Linked DNA regions of Homo sapiens: region 1 is linked to region 2. Evidence: read pairs that join two places in POLR2A ChIA-PET (ENCODE). Cell type or tissue: GM12878. All regions are shown on one strand. Links, peaks and the distances in the headings refer to the core of each region. The heading gives the core; the rest is flanking DNA.

The links. ChIA-PET counts read pairs that join two places held together with the same protein. Peaks named below come from ENCODE experiments on the same cell type or tissue, not always from the same donor. Only the 100,000 strongest peaks of a DNase experiment are listed, where the experiment ranks them.
Region 1: POLR2A ChIA-PET joins it to region 2 with 12 read pairs; 2 of 35 experiments call an interaction of 5 or more read pairs at or near these places.

Annotation. Positions count from the first base shown.
Region 1 is chr12:27,316,383-27,325,213 of GRCh38, reverse strand. It overlaps STK38L (serine/threonine kinase 38 like), which reads right to left. Exons shown (of 14, transcript NM_015000.4): 10 at 7,761-7,878; 11 at 7,195-7,318; 12 at 5,791-5,886; 13 at 2,980-3,071; 14 at 1-2,886. The coding sequence ends at 2,759. Among named protein-coding and RNA genes, the nearest start is that of BMAL2, 12 kb to the left of the region's middle. In GM12878, for the core only: no CTCF peak of the experiment used is centred there; no DNase peak of the experiment used is centred there.
Region 2 is chr12:27,145,025-27,153,855 of GRCh38, reverse strand. It overlaps the pseudogene LOC124902904. Among named protein-coding and RNA genes, the nearest start is that of C12orf71, 67 kb to the right of the region's middle. In GM12878, for the core only: no CTCF peak of the experiment used is centred there; a DNase peak (open chromatin) is centred at 7,942; H3K4me3 peaks cover 353 bases; H3K27ac peaks cover 1,819 bases.

The sequences.
Region 1 (8,831 bases), core at 296-8,295, 170 kb before region 2:
GTATTCAGAAGTGGCTGGTTTATAAGCAATTCCTTATTTTCAGACAGCACAATGCTTCAATACATTTAAAGATTTAAAGCTATGTTAGTAATAAATGCATAAAAGAAAAATAACATAACTTGCTTTAATACAAAGGTTTTTAATAAAAAAGTCAAAGTCTACATTAAATCAGGAAATTGATAAATCTGAATTATACAAGCTTTCTATATACTTAGAAAAACCAAAAACACACGGTTTATAATAAAACTCTTTTAATTCAAAATAGAGTCTAATTTAAAGAAAATGTCATTATGCCCAGTTGACTAGATAGGGTTTTGTCATTTAAATTAAATTATTCACCTGAAATATGGGAAATATATAATAGAGAAAATTCAATCTCAAGGGTACTTTGCAAATTATCTAGTTAATTTGCATCATGAATCAAATTCTTAGCTTCTAAAGGGCAGACACAGTCTTTAATTGCTTTTAGATAGGCACTTAAGAAATGCTTTTGATGAGGAGAAAACCCCAAAGATTGTGAATCACTCTATTAACTCCAGGGAAGAATGAGACTCTCAACAAAGTAGCTTTCCAGAACTACCCTTCCAGTGCCAAGAAAGTAAAACTATTTGCAAGCTCTTTCTGGTAATAAGAATGAGGGAACTCAAAACAAAAAATGCTCTATTATGCAATTAAAAAGTAAACTTAGGTAAATCAGTTTCTTTTTATCAATCTCTGTCAATTTGAATTAACGGTATTTTTCAATACCATTTCAAGAATAGTTACCATACTAGAACTAGACAATGTTGCAATTATCTCATATCTTACCTATTCATTATCACACTAGCAAAACAGTCCTTTTTAAAAAAAGGGGAGCGATGTGGGGTGAGAAAATCTCATAAACCTCAGCAAAAGTTAATATTATGTTAATTAAAGGCAGTTATAATTAGAAAAATTAGAGTTAGTCACATTGAGAAATCCCCAGTTTTTAATAGCTCTCTTTCCTAAATACTCAAAAAATCCAGACTAGAAAAATGGAAGTGAACTGTTAGATAAACACGTAAGTACTCAACAAATATTTAAAAAGAAACAAACCAAAAATGGGGGAGTTGGGGGAAACAGGATGGCCTTATGAAACACTGTGGAGCTACCCAGCAGCAACATTTATAAAAGCTTGTGTAGATTTGCATAATGCTCCTATGCAATTCTTCCCCATTAGGAAGACATTCCTACAAATAATTCATCACTTTAGATTTTGATCATAGATCATTTATAATGGTTATCATGGTTGTATCTTTAAAAAATTTCATCCATTAACAGTTATGACAAACATTAGGCCATTCTTTGCTAGTATATTATTCCTCAACTATTACTAATGAAACCAAAACCTCAGAGTTGTTTGAATTAGAATTAAAATATTAAGCTAGAAAAGATTATTTAATTCTTAGAGAGATACCCAAAGAATTTGATGCTGATATTATCTCCCCTATCCTCTCATCACAACCCCCTGGCCTGCATTTACTTCCTTAATTCCATCTATATTCACCACAGTGATGTAGCTAAACAAGAACAATATTGCCCTTTAATAAGCTGACCTCTATCAAAGATCTGTCAGGTCTGAATACAGCATGCCCACAGGAAAGGAAAATTCTACTCAGTTGTGAACATCCACTCTGTTCAAGATCTTTGGTACATTTGGAGCATAAGAAAATAATGGCACAATAATACAAGTACTATCAAAGGAAAAATTTTCATCAAAAGAAATAAAAGTTAACCAGCCATGATATGTAACAACTTTCTAGAAAACCAAAGTAAATAGCTTTTTGTTCTCTATAAGTCCATTTACATGATAGAAGTTTGACATTTAAAAAAATAGTTTAATAAAAATACACTAATTCTACAAGCAGCCTTCATGGTCATGTCTTAAATTCAACTCACCATAATCAAATTAAAATAATGCCATGTCCTCTTGTTAAAAAAAGAAGTTCTCTTGTCACAAGAAAATCAACTTTACATGTTATATAATACAGTACATCTCCCTATGAGTATACAGACTACGTATATGAAGGTCATCAGTATTTCTGAATGCAACGTAAATATATTAGTGGAGTGCTTGAGTGAAGGTGTTAAACTTTGTCTTCCTTATTATAAACTTGTCACTCCTTACTGTGAAGTTTGTGTAATAACTTGATGATAAATTCTATTTTGTAAAGAACCAGTGAATTTCTTTTTAAATCTCTTAAAACCATTACAGAAATTGTCTTCATATATATTCTACAGATGTCCAAACCAATAGGGCAATGTTCTAACACCAACTATGGAAGATGGCTTTTACTGATTATCTAGACCCATAAGATTTGCAGTAAAACATCAATACTGCAGTGTTACCTACAGGTTAGCCTATGTTGCTTTAAATGATATGTGTTTCTCCTGAATTGATTAGAGGTGTTACAGTTCAAAGCCACAGCACACACAGGCAGAATGGACCTTAATACGCATGTAGGCAGTGCAGTTAGAAAGGGATGTCTGTTCCTTTTATTCCAGTACCTTCATATAATAAAGTTAACAAAAATAATAAAATATTAAAAAAAAGAGCCAGCTGGCACTGCCAACCAATTCCTATAGTAGTCTTAGAAATCCTAATCCTGTAGAATTTCCTCTTGTAGTCAATAAGCACCACCATCTTCAGGAGTATTTCAGTGTATTGTTATCTACGCCAAGCAAGCCTGGTGATGCAGCTACCTGAGTTCTCTTGGTTATGGGTGAATGTTATCTTCATTCATAACTTCCCAGCTTTCATGTAGGTGGGGATAGAGCCACGTTGAGTCAACCCTTCAAACCTTTTATAGGTATAATTGAGAAAAACCCAGTCTTTGGATTTGTAGTCCGGTTCTGTGGTATTTGGCACTAGAAAGAGAAAAAATAAAGGAATTTCATTAGTGAAATGCCATCATCTTCAAAGACTTTTAATAGGGTTAGTTACATTACAGATTGTCTTACCTGGTTGTAAAATATCAGATTCAGGGAAGTCATCAAAATTTGAAGTATCATCAATGCTTTTGATTTCTATAGGGATTGCTGCTGGCCTTTCCCTATAAAAAGGTATTAAGTATGCATGGTAACTTTTCTTGAACTCTCAATTTCCAACAAATAATTCTACTTGTAAATTCTGCATACTATTCTACAGATACTAGAAAATCCAAGGAAATTTATTGTGGATTTGAGATTAGTTAAAGGGAGTTCAAAATAGTTGAGTATAATTTTTTATTAAAATGTTTTCATTTACTTAGAATTTTAAATATTTTTTTAATTTTTGGGGTTATGTGGTAGGTATATATATTTATAGGGTCCATGAGAGGTTTTAATACTGGCATGAAATGGGTAATAAGCACATCGTGCAGAATGGGGTGTCCATTCCCTCAAGCATTTATCCTTTGAGTTACAATCCAATTACATTCTAAGTTATTTTAAAATGTACAATTATTATTGACTATAGTCACCCTCTTGTGCTATCAAGTAATAGGTCTTATTCATTCTATTTTTTTTGTATCCATTAAGCATCTCCACCTACTTGCCATTTTTATATCTCTGTACCCAAGGCTTTCTCATCCTATTTTTTTAAGTGGAAAAATGAGCTAATGAAAAGTAAAAGAAGAGGTTTTATTTAAAAGATTGTATAATTGTATAAAGTATTTGAGATATTATGAGGACAGGATCCTTCTTAATTGATTTAGGAATAGAATTCTACTAGTAGACAATCCATAAATTAAAAGTCATTTGGGAAAATAAGGGGCACATAGGTGAAGGGACTATATATTTGTGATGAAATCTGCATGCAAAAACTTCTGTCATACAAATTTTAAGAGAATCAAAGATACTCAGTTAAAAAGAAACCAGTCATGAAAATGCCTTCTTATCATGCTAAAAAGTTTAGCTATACAAATGGTTAAAAGAAGCTATCAGTTTTTATTGCTTCTGTTTTTTCAACAAATATTTATTGGATTTATTAGGTGCTAAGTTTACCAAATTATTTAAAACCATATATATTTTTTACCAGAATTATTCCAACTCATTTATACTTAGTATACTACTTTAATAAACCTAGTTTAGAGGAAAGAACCCTGGAGGCCTGAGAGCTAACCTTCCTTGTTATTAACTAGCAGTATGACCTTAGGCAGCCAAATCCCTGCTCCATGACTGTTCCCTCATTATAAAACCAAAAGAACTGGCAGTCTCTAAGCATCCTTCCCACTGTAAAAGGGAGGGTATTCTAGTTCTATTCAATTAAGTTATGTGTGTATAGTATTATACAGCATAGTGGTTAAGAGTTAGGCCTCCACCAGGAGAATGGCGTGAACCCGGGAGGTGGAGCTTGCAGTGAGCCGAGATCACGCCACTGCACTCCAGCCTGGGCGACAGAGTGAGACTCCATCTCAAAAAAAAAAAAAAAAAAATTACTAGCTGCAGCACTATAGTCACATTACTTAACTTCTCTGTGCCTTAGTTTCCTCACTTGTAAGACAGGGATAATAACAGTTCCTATTTTATAGAGCTTATATGAGGATAAGATGAGAAACGCAAGTAAAGTACTTAAAACAGTGCTGGACACAATAAATGATTTTTAAAAATTAGCTATTATTACAACAGGCAGAGTGGGCTAGGCGCCTGTAATCCCAGCACTTTGGGAGGCCGAGGCAGGTGGATCGCTTGAGCTCAGGAGTTCAAGACCAGCCTGGGCAATTGGGCAACATGGTGAAACCCCATCTCTACAAAAAAAAAAAAAAAAAAAAAATCAACAAAATTAGCTGGGTGTGGTGGCACATGCCTATAGTTCCAGCTACTTGCGGGGATGAGGTGGGGGGATCATTTGAGGCCTGGAGGTCGAGGCTGCGGTGAGCCATGATCATGCCACAGCACTCCAGCCTGGGCGACAGAGTGAGACCCTGTCTCAAAAAAATAAGTAATAATAATAGGCAGAGTGCCTAGCACACAGCAGGTTCACCAGTGAAGAGCTGTACCAAGGAAATGACACATAAGCTATCTTGGAAGATGCAAAGGAGCCAGCTAGGCAGGGTAGGGGTAGAGGCAGCAGGGAGAGGGCATTTCAGTCAGGATGGATAGCAAATAGCAAAACTTAGAGGTGGGAAGAGGAGTAGGAGAGGCCATCCAAGACGCAACTCCTGCAGATGAGGCAATCGCCATATCCTGCAGTCCTAAGAAAGCAGTGAAGGCTTCTTAACTGTATTCCAAGTGCAAAAGGCCACAGGAAAGTGGCATGGCCAGATTTATGCTTCTAAACTGTTGCTGTGTGGAGAACAGATCAGAACTACCAATGGTAGTTTGGCCATAAACTGAAAAAAGCCAATGCTCACAATTAACAACTGTAAGCAAATTCTTAAAAGTTACTTGTATTATTTAATGCCCAACCACCGTTTAAAGAGGGACTGTACCTTATTATAAATTAATTAAGGAGACAGTATGTGGTATATTACAGCAAGGACAAAAATGAGGGGTCACTGTGTGAAATGTAAATACATGTTTCATGTGCTAACAGCCTTCACTGTGAATATGAATATAAGAATTTAAACAGCTTCCCAATGTTCTTCCCTGAAAGTGGATGTTAGCCTAAAATGAGTCATCAAGCTGTAGCCACAATAGTCCCACTCACTTACATAATCCAGAAAACACTGCACTTAATGACATTATATGTTACTTTTGTATTTAATCTAGCAGAATCAGAGGTAAATTAATTGCCAACTCTAGAAATTTGTTTTTACTCAGACCTTTCCCATTCAAAGCCTAGGAACATACCTTATGTGCTCCCAGTCGACACCTTCAAAAAAGGGATGACCTTTTATTTCTTCTACTCCACTATTTCCAATTCTGTTTTCAGAATCAATACAAAATCTACAACATGGAAACAGAGAAATTATCATACACAAGTTACATCTAAAGTATTCTAGCTGCATTACTTCAAATATTTCTTTTTTAAAGAAATATAATGTTTTTCTTTTATTGATGTTAACTATGTTTATTGTAGGAAATGTGGAAGAAAATAAAAATCATCTGTAAGCGCACTGTTTAGAGATAACTACTGTAAATATGCTAATCTTTTACAATATTAAAAATACTGTGTTGCTACCATAGTTACTATGTTAGGTCTGCTTTTTTTCACTTGATATACTGAGAAAATTTGCCAAAGTCATTAAATATTTTTCAATAAATTTTTTTTTCGTTTGTTTGTGAGACGGAGTCTCGCTCTGTCACACAGGCTGGAGTGCAGTGGCGTGATCTCAGCTCACTGCAAGCTCCACCTCCCGGGTTCATGTCATTCTCCTGCCTCAGCCTCCCAAGTAGCTGGGACTACAGGCGCCCGCCACCTCGCCCGGCTAATTTTTTGTATTTTTAGTAGAGACGGGGTTTCACCATGTTAGCCAGGATGGTTTTGATTTCCTGACCTTGTGATCTGCCCAACTCGGCCTCCCAGAGTGTTGGGATTCCAGGCATGAGCTGCTGTGCCCAGCCAATAAATTTGTTTTCTAAAATTTACATATAGAGGTATTATAGACAGTCTACTATTGAGCCAGTCCACTACTGTTGAACATTTAAATAGTTTTCAATTTTCACTATTAAATACCATGAAAATCATAGTGTACCTAAATCTTTATACGTATCTGATTATCTGCATAAGCGAAATCCCTAGAAGTAGAACTTCTGGGTCAAAGGTCATACATAGTTTAGGGATTTTAAAAAAATAATATGCTGCCAACTGGCTATTCCCACAAGTTGTCCCAATTTATATTCCTTCCAGCCATTCACAGCAGTACCAAAACACTTCATATTAGTTGAGGAACACATGGAATTTTTTGCTTAGAAGATTTTACATATATACTTTTCATGACAGGAATCTGCTATTAACATTTTCCTTTTTCTCTTTAATGGAATCAGGTCATTGCATTCTAACAGAAGTGACCTTTTGCTTTTATATATATCAGTAACAGAAGCAATACAAGACTTCCTCCCTCTTTTTAATTCCTACGTTTTTTTCTGCATACTTCCTTTTAAGAGTTTACATTTTTAAAAACACCTTTATTGATCTCTTTGACTGTATACATCAGTGGTATCCCCTCTTCCCCCACAAAAGTGAAATGAGTCTTTTAGGTTCTTAGGAAGTTTTAAGACACTATGAACTCCTCTAGGAATTTAACCACTAACCTGAGAATTAAGTCCTTGGCTTTCTCAGATATAGGTACCTCTGGAGGAAATACCAGAGTTTCTTTCCAGTTCATCACTTTTCTGTACGTTTCTTGAGGTGTTTCAGAGCAGAAAGGTGGATATCCTATGTATCAAATAAATCAAAAATGTTTCATCAGCTTTGTGAGCAGTGAAGTTTATACCCACCAAACATGTGCGACAAGAAACCAAACAACCCTGAGTGCTCTATTTAACAGTCAAAAATGCCACCATTCATCAATTTACAATCACGTTGCTAATAAAGTCAATAAAATAAAGGATTGAAAGCACTGCCTCCCCTTTTACCTGAAAAGCTATGTAGATAACCACTTTTATACGTGGGAGTTTGGGTTAAATACCCACCTTCCTGAAACAGGATCCGTGGGGAGCTCACTGGTATTGATCAGTATGTATTTAACATTGGGGGAACATCAGAATTAAGCTTAAAAGACTTCAAATATTTTAGTCAATGATATCTGTAATATGTTCAAACAATGGCACTCAAGGAAATGTATATATTTTGTACATAAATGAATGATAAAACATACCTATTAGCATTTCATACATAATCACTCCCAAAGACCACCAGTCACACAATTTGTTGTAACCAGTCTGCATGAATACTTCTGGAGCAATGTAATCTGGTGTCCCAACTGTGGAATATGCCTACAAAGGAGCAACTCGTCAAACCAGCATTCTTAACATTTAAAAAATATCTATCTGAGGATGGCTTACTACTGGAAAAAGCAATATATAGAGGAGTTAAATTTTCACTTGTATTTATTTTGCATGTTTATCATGTGCAAGGCTTAGTGGTAGGTAGTGAGTCAGATAATATGTTATAGACTACTATTTTTCAGTCTATTTACTTTCCTGAGGGAATGCTGAATTAGTTTTCCTTTCATCACTTAGTTGAACAAATATTTATAGAGTGTCCATATGTGCCAGGCATTTTATAAGAATATATCATTTCTGCCCCCACAAGAAGCTCAGTTAAGTTATTTATATATATAGCCTTCAGTCTATTTCAAAAAGAATGAAAAAGTTGAACCTAGAAGACCTGGCTTCCCCACTCACTACTAATGTGTTCTTGGGCAAATTATTCAATTTCTCTGAGGCTCAGCTTCTGCTTACATAAAACTAGAATAATAATACCTGCCCTAATAGAGTTGATATGAAGATGAAACAATAAACGGCATGTGTTTTGTAAACTACAAACTACAAAAATAAGCATGAGGTATTTTCATTATAAATGTAATTCCAGGGTACTGCTTATCCTTTAGGAAGCTATGCAGTTTTTAATTCTTAATTCATATAAAATCTTACAAAAATGATTTCTACAAGGCAGTAATTCTCAACCAGGGGTAGTACTCTTGGGGCCATGGCAAAATGTAGGACCACAGATTTTGTCATCTCAGTGACATAACTGGCATTTACAGGGCAGGGGATCCAGGTGCTAAAGAAATTTCCTGCCCCAAACACTGAGTCCTCTCTACTTCTCCCTTGGGAAACACTCGATCTAAGGCTTGGCAACTACTGGCCATGAGAATAATAAAACACACACCTGAGTAATCACCCATGAATATTTTGTAAATAGGGGGGTACAGAATTCCCCCACC
Region 2 (8,831 bases), core at 266-8,265:
CAAATCATAGCTCACTGCAGCCTTGAACTTCTGGGCTCAAGCAATCCTCCTGACTCAGCCTTCTGAACACCTGGAATTACAGGTGTATGCCTCATGCCCAGATAATTTTTAAAATTTTTGTATGGATGGGGTCTCGTTTTGTCCCTAAGGCTGGTCTTGAACTCTTGGTCTCAAGCAATCCTCCAACCTTGGCCTCCCAAAGTGCTGAGATTATAGGCGTGAGCCACTGTGCCAAGCCTCTTTTTATTTTTTTAAAGTTTATTCTTATTACAAAGCAAATACATGTCCTATAGAGAAAATAAGATTTTCAATAGTAAAATACAATAAAAACTTACCAATCCTGAACCAGAGATAACCACCATTAATATTTTGTTGTATACCTACATATAACTATATTTTTATATAATTTACTGGGTTTTCTCAGGATTTTCATGAAGTAGTTGAGTAAGCAAAAATGACAGCACTTTTTTCTTGGTTATAATTAATGATCTATTTACGGATTTTTTTTTTTTTTTTTTGAGATGGAGCCTTGCTCTATCATCCCAGGCTGGAGTGCAATGGCATGATCTTGGCTCACCGCAACCTCCGCCTCCTGGGTTCAAGCAGTTCTCCTGCCTCAGCCTCCCGAGTAGCTGGAATTACAGGCACGCCACCATGCCCAGCTAATTTTTGTATTTTTAGTAGAGATGAGGTTTCGCCATGTTCACCAGGCTAGTCTTGAACTCCTGACCTCAAGTGATCTGCTGGCCTCGGCCTCCCAAAGTGCTGGGATTACAGGCATGAGCCACCGCCCCTGGCCTATTTCTGGATTATTATTTGATTCAAATTTTTGTCAAATATCAAATTCTGTAAACCCTGAGTAGCTATTGTGTGGCTATTACAAAAATGGCATGATTCTTTTCTAAAACTATCACATAAATCATATTGGTACTATGTTAAAAAAATAGAGGTTTGTCTTATTTCAGTTATTTTACTCTAATTTTTATCTTTATTTTAAATTCTACTGGCTTTTTCCCTTATCTCATAAATTTCATATTTTTGCTATCAACACAGCATTTCAGTCTGTGGAGATCATTAGGAATCTCATTTTAGCTAACCCTCCTATTTTTGTGTCATCAACAAACTTAAAAATAATCTCTTCAAAGCCTTCATATAGATCATTAGTGAAAATGTTGAACATTTTGTAGAATATGTTAAGGCTGCCTAAGGGACAAGGACCAAGAGCAAAGTTGCTTCCTAACACAACTCTAGTGAAGACAACGGAAGGAAAAATAAGAAAGAGGCCAGTGGAAGCAGTAAAGACTTATTATGGTTGCATAGTTGGAAGTCCAGAATATGAGAAAGGAGAGAACTAAACCTACACTGCATATAAAAAACGGCACCCGCGGTGCCAGTAGCAAGAGAATCGGTGGAAGAATGCAGAAACCAATTCAAACAAATCTGTATAAATATTTGATGGTACATAAGGGAGGGCTATATATGAAATTGCAAAAGGTTGCATGTAAGTTTGTCTGGAATATTACAATAAAAATACATGCTTTTCAGCCAGGCTCGGTAGCTCACGCATGCAATTCCAGAACTTTAGGATGTTGAGGCAGGTGGATGGCTTGAGCCCAGGAGCTTGAGACCAGCCTGGGCAACATAGTGAGACATCATCTCTACAAAAAATACAAAAATTAGCTGGGCATAGTGGTGCATGCCTGAGATCCCAGCTCCCGAATATAGGAGGCTGAGGTGGGAGGATGGCTTGAGTCCAGGAGGCCAAGGCTACAGTGAGCTATGATTGCACCACTGCACTCCAGCCTGGGTGACAAAGTGAGACCCTGGATCAAAAAAAAAAAAAAGATACATGCTCTTCAGAGCTATTTAGAAGATGGAAGGAAGACTATTAATGATCCTTGCATCAGTGCATATGCTAGCCTACATGACACCTCTGTGTGAATTTGAAAAAGATGCCTCTTCCTCCTGGCTGACATAGCCCCACACAAGGACTTAGCGCTTGACAAGGAGAGCACAGGTTGAACCACAGCCCTCACTCACGCCTTAGCCAGGTGCCCCCGTGCACTGATCAGTGAGGTTTGCTGGGTCTCTCCACACCCCATTTCAGCTTTGCTAGCTGGCTCTCTGTTAAGCTCTGATGATAGGGGGGCTAGAGGGAGACTGAAATGTGGGAAGAGGAAGGAGGGACACACTTCATCCTGTGAGCTTCCTGTTTGCTTGTGGTTCTTGCTACTGGCACCCTATTAACTCTGCTTCACCATAGCAGCAGTTGGATCCAGTTTTCAGTTTCCCTACCACCTGCAGAAATAACTGGACTGCACCCCACCTCCCCACCAAGAGACACCAGCACCAAACCCCTCTTCAGAGACAGATCCCAGCTCCAAGAGACACTGCCTCCAAACTCAGAGACAACACCACCAACTGAGCAGTACCTTTCTCCTCAGATGTCTGAGTTTCAGCTTCATGCCGCTGCTCCTCTAAGTTTCTACATTTTAAGAATTCCAGCCTCTTACTTTTGTTCCCTCAGACCTAGAGGCGATTAAGAGTTCCCTGCAGTTGCTACCTCTGTAACATCTTAGATTTTTCTTTTCACCTTTTTGGTTACCAGGTTGACAATTTTATATTTCATTGACAATTCTTTTTTTTTTTTTTTAAGACAGTCTCACTCTGTCACCCAGGCTGGAGTGCATGGAGTGCAGTGGCTCAATCTCAGCTCACTGCAACCTCCACCCTCCCCACCCTGGGTTCAAGTGTCTGGCCTGTTGACAATTCTTTATATTAAATTATATTTATTGGTTGGGCGCAGTGGCTCACGCCTGTAATCTCAACACTTTGGGAGGCTGAGGTGGGCCAATCACATGAGGTCAGGGGTTCCAGACCAGCCTGGCCAACATGGCAAAACCCCATCTCTACTAAAAATACAAAAATTAGCTGGGCATGGTGGTGGGCGCCTGTAGTACCAACTACTCTGGAGGCTGAGGCAGAAGAATTGCTTGAACCCAAGAGGCAGAGATTGTAGTCAGCCAAGATCACACCACTGCACTCCAGCCTGGGCCACAGAGTACATGAGACTCTGTCTCAATAAATAAATATAAAAAATAAAAATTATATGTATTCAGGTAACTCTGCATAGTTCCTGTCTCTTGACTGAACCCTGAGTACACAAAGGAGAAGACAAATTAGAGCAATAAATCATCATAATCTATATACATTATTTTTCTTCAGGCATTACTTGGACTGTTCTAACATCAAAACTGCTCGATAAGAGGAAACAACTTTCCATCAGACTCGAATTGGGGATTCTTGCCAGAATTAAGGCTGTCACATACTGAAGGGCTAGCTGGCTTAGTTGGACTCCTGGTAGGAGAATGATAAACCCAGCCTATATCTTTCCAAAAGGGATGTACTAATCAGAAATAGGTTATTCTGCAGTAAACACCAGTCCTCTGACTAGTGATGGCTTACAGCAATTAATGTTTCTCTCTCTTGGAGGTTTCATAACAACTGAGGATCCATTACACCTTTGTTCTATGGCTCTTCCCCAAATATCTTTTTCATTTCATTGGAGACCTAAGCTGAAGGTATTGCCCCTACCCTTGTCTCACAGCAGAGGGAAAGGAATAAGAGTGGAATCATGCAATGGCTCACAAGCCTTCTGCTTGGAGGTGGTGTAAGTCACCTCCTCTTGCATTCCCTTGGTTAAAGCAAACCATATAGCCAAACCTGCTATCAGTGGGGCATTTTGGGTTAAGAGTTAACAAAATCTTTTCTCTGCTGTGTATGAATTTTAGCTTTAGTTAACATTCTAGTTCTGTTCCCCTAGAACCAGATTAGAGTACTATGTTAACAGTATTACTCAGCAACATTGCTTATAATAAAAAGGATCTCTGATTGGAAATTGCATCTGGAGTGGGAGGAACTATAAATGCACCATAAATATCTGATGGAGATTGTAGCTTCTAGCATCCTTGAATGTGCTGACTGTTTTAATTGAGTATGTGTAGTGATGCCAGAAATGACACATCTGAAGTTTGTTACAGGTGATATTGGCTCCTGTAGGGAATGAGACCTTAATTCAGGGTGGTTCCTGCACTTGCCTCATATGCATCACACCTTCATGCATTTGAGTTGTCTCTGGGCAGCTGCATAATTTGGAGGGACACCTGACACCACCTGTAGTTAATTGTGGTTCCTGTCTCATGTTTTCGTTTTTCTTTTCTTTCTTTCTTTCTTCTTCTTTTTTTTTTTTTTTGTCTTGAGACAGTCTCACTCTGTCACCAAGGCTGGAGTGCAGTGGCACGATCTCGGCTCACTGCAATCTCCACCTCCCAGATTCAAACGATCTTCCCACCTCAGCCCCCGATAGCTGGAATTACAGGCACCTGCCACTATGCACAGCTGATTTTTGTATTTTTACAAAAATTCACAGTGTTGGTTAGGCTGGTCTCGAACTCCTAACCTCAAGTGAGCTGCCCTCCATGACCTCCCAAAGTGCTAGGATTACAGGTACGAGCCACCACGCCCAGCCCTGTCCCATGTTTCTCTGAGTGAATCTGATGCCAAAGAGGTCTATGGTAGTTTTGTGAGTTTGAATCTTGACCTGAACATAATAATAGGTTTGATGCCATTGTGGGCACTGTAGGCAGAAATTCACATTCTGCCACAAGACATCAATATAAGAATGGATGTTCTTCTAACTGAAAGATGAACAGATAATTAGAAACAATAACAGTAGGAGGATTCTCCTAGAGGACCTAGGTACTTTTCATTAGACAACAGATTCATAGAAAACTACTGATCAATAGAGGAAAAATGGAAAGAGAAACACGTTTGTGGCTCAGAGAAACCTCACTTAGAAACCTGGCTCTGCTGCTTCCTGCCTGTAACCTGGGTGAGTTGCTTTACCCCTCTGAGCATAAGAATTCTCATCTATAAATTTACTATTTTTTTCAGGCATTTTTACTAAAAGAAAAAACTCAATTGGAACTCAGTTGAGAAAAAAAAAAAAAATCTAAAAGGGCACGAATGGTCCTGCAATCTAATGGACTTGAGTCTCCAGGACTCTTTCTTTGCCCCATCTGCAATTTTTTCAGTTTCTTGGCTTCATTCAATCCTACTCCAGGGACAGGATTTCTCTGTAGGACAGAGATGCTGCCAGCTCTGGCTTACATTCTTACCATGGGTATATATGACCCTTTCAAATTAATGATTTCATTTTAAAATGTAACTAAATGCTCTCTTACTATCTTACCTGTCTTCACTGAATTGCACTTCCTTATTTTAAAGGGTGATTGTTCTGTCATTTCCAGATTGAAGACAATCCTTGCTAGAGAAGTTGGGAAGAAAGAGTAAACTGATCATCATAAAGTTCTGCTGTCTAGTTCTGCTGACTTCATCAACATTATGGCATCTTTTCCAGAATGCTAGCCTATCCTTCACATGTTCTTGCTCAGAACATGGCTGGTATCTCATAGTGCCAGTCATCATTCATAATTACAAAGAAAGGTTAAATTTACCTTAGTGTCGCCAGATGTTATGCACATTATATTTCCAAATATAATTTTAAAAAATTTCATTCAGGCTATTTTCTATCATGTAAAACCTACTTTATTAGAAATGATGGTCCATATAATACTCAGAACAAACTTCTTCAGTTATGAAAAAAACTGGATAAATTCATGCATTTTTCCAAAAACAGAATTAGCCTATTTTTGCTTTCTAAAAGGTGTAGGGCTCAATCCCTGGTATAAAATTTTTACTAATTTTTCCAAAGATACAGAGCCATTTTTCTCTTCTCTCAAAAGGACAGAACAGTTTCAAAGTCCCTTACTTTATCTAATTTCAGTTCTGAGGGCAACGATCCCGGGACACAGGGATGGTTCTTTTTAACTCCTTTGGCATAAATTCCCTTGCATTTCAATTGAGACAAGTCCATTCTTGTGATGAGAATTTACAGTCTAGTAATCTTAAACACCAAATAAAGTATAGAATTCCCCTTTTCCAGCTGCTGAAGAGGAAGTTAATGGATTTCCAGTCACAGAAAAGAGTCTTAGAGAATCCCCTGTGGTTCTGGGCCTGGCTGGATTCTGCTGCTCTTTCTTTGATACTAAAACTACACATTGACTATCACTGGTTTCTTTTACAGATTTTGGAGGACTTTAACAAAATGAGATGATAAATGTGAAATATATCTTCTTACCTCTATCAACAATTTCAACCCCTTCTCCTTTCATCTTGCAAATCAATTTTTCTTGTAGCCTTTTTACTTCAGATTCCTTTTCTTCTAGTTGTTCTTTTAAAGATGTCAGTTCATCCTACAAGTTACAAATTCATTTAAAAATAGCAGATCATGACTGAAAAGGAACATTAAGAGAGCATATTAGCTCTTTAAATCAACAATCAGATTTTGTGAATGAAACAAATCTACAAGAATTTAGACGCGGCTGGGCGTGATGGCTCACGCCTGTAATCCTAGCATTGTGGGAGGCCAAGGTGGACGGATCACTTGAGGTCAGGAGTTTGAGACCAGCCTGGCCAACATGATGAAACCCCATCTCTGCTAAAAATACGAAAAACTAGCCGGGCGTGATAGGGCACATCTGTAATCCCAGCTACTCCTGAGGCTGAGGCAGGAGAATCGCTTGAATCGGGAGGCAGAGGTTGAAGTAAGCCAAGATTGCGCCACTGCACTCCAGCCTGGATAACAGAGGGAGACTCCGTCTCAAAAAACAAAAACAAAAACAAAAACAAAACAAAACCCCCAAAATTTACATGCAAGCATCAGAAATCAGACAAGGGCAATAAAAAGCAGGAAACAAGACTATCAGAAGGCCAGGCATGGTGGCCCATGCCTGTAATCCCAGCACTTTGGGAGGCCAAGGCGGGCAGATCACTTGAGATCAAGAGTTCAAGACCAGCCTGGCCAACATGGTGAAACTCCAACTTTACTAAAAATACAAAAAATCATCTGGAGTGGCGACGTGCACCTGCAATTCCACCTACTCCGGAGGCAGAGGCAGGGGAATTGCTTGAACCCAGGAGGTGGAGGTTGCAGTAAGCCAAGGTTGCATCACTGCACTCCAGCTTGGGTGACAGAGTGAGATTCCGTCTCAAAAAAAAAAAAAAAAAAAAAAAAAAAAAAGGATTATAAGCAGAAGTCCCATTTATAATAGTTATTGTATAATTATTTCAAGTTTCTTTGTAATCAAATTAAAAAGAGATCTTTTAAAGAGTAATTAGGGATAGGATAGCCCTAAGGTTTAAATCTTACATCAAATTTAAAAATATGACCAAGTTAATCAAGGAAGATAATCAAATTAGAAAATTAGATACTTAGTGTCATAAAAGCAAAATAAAATGCAAATTGGAAAAGACTAGCTTGACATTTATTTGGCATTTCAAGTTGGCACTCATGCTTCCTTGACAAGCACAGAGTTTCATTCATGGGTAAGGTAGCAAGTCATGAACAACTTTAGCCAAATCAGGGAACTAAATAATTCACCCACATCACTAAGATAAAAGGACAGAATCTCCTACAACAATGGGAAAAATAAATTTAGAAAACAGTGAAGCCCTCTTTTAATTTTTAACTATAAAACTGTATATAAGATTTCAAGTCCATCCTTCTATGTACTCATGTTTAAATTTTCAGTTTCCTTTCAGTAAAGAATTAGCTTTAGCAAACAAATTTTGCTGGCTGTACTTAACACAGAAAATACAGCTATGCAATGCTAAGAAGTACAGCTTTATATTCAACATCACATTTTACTTTCAGAATCTCTAAAGATATATTTATTACATTTAGTACTATGAGAAGATGTAGTTCTCCAATGAAGTGAGGCACTTGGCCCTATAGTTTTGACTTCTAGTAGGAGCAGAGTGGACAAGTACAAAAAGTCTTCAGTAGCACTGGCAGGAAGTGTGAACCTGTTCTCACCGTGCTGCTTCTCAGCAGTCATTTCTATTCACAGTCATGATAATATCAACTGCTGTACATTTACCATCAAGAAAGTCCCTAAAAAGGAAAATGACCTCTACTGTGGATATGAAACAGAATTCTTTCACAAGCTAATGTTTACAATTATTTTACTAGGCTTGGGTCTCAGTCTAAGAGAGTGTAATTTATAAATTCTTTCATTTTACGTTTATTATTTTTCACTAATTATTTCATGTATTTCTGAAAACAACATCAGGGATCCCATTGTTCCTTCAATCAGCTTGAGGTGATTTTTAATCAACAGGTGACACACACAGAATGAATGCACATGCCACTAAAAACATCATCACAGCAAAACAACACAAGCCAGAAAGCAACAGGCCATGGACCCCATCACCCAACGTCTACTACACCTTCAGTGACTCCCATTTTTGTTCCATCTGCTGCTCTTCATACTGCATCTGACCCACCTTGATTTTCATGCTAGAAAGTTTGGCCACTAAAGACTGGCAGAGAGACAGAGGAGTGAAAGAAAACTACAGATAGAAAAAGACAAGCTAAATAACCGAGAAAACAGTATCAGTTTATAAAGGAGGTTAGATACAACTCAGAGAAAGGGCAGGTTATGTTCTGTCGGATGAGTTAAGCCTTGTTTTTAAATTCAGATCAGTGGTGTTTAAATTCAAGAAGGCTTCCAGCGTGGGGGGAACTTCATTTACTTTTAAAATACCTTCTTTATCATATACTAAGTAGAAAACATGTTATTTATATTATTAGGCATAGATGAATAGTGGAGCCATTTGTTTGAAAATGTTAACCTGTGAGAAAAACTTACTTTGGTTGATTCATGCTTTTTTTCATACTGAAGTCTCTCACTGCCCATTTCACTAACTTT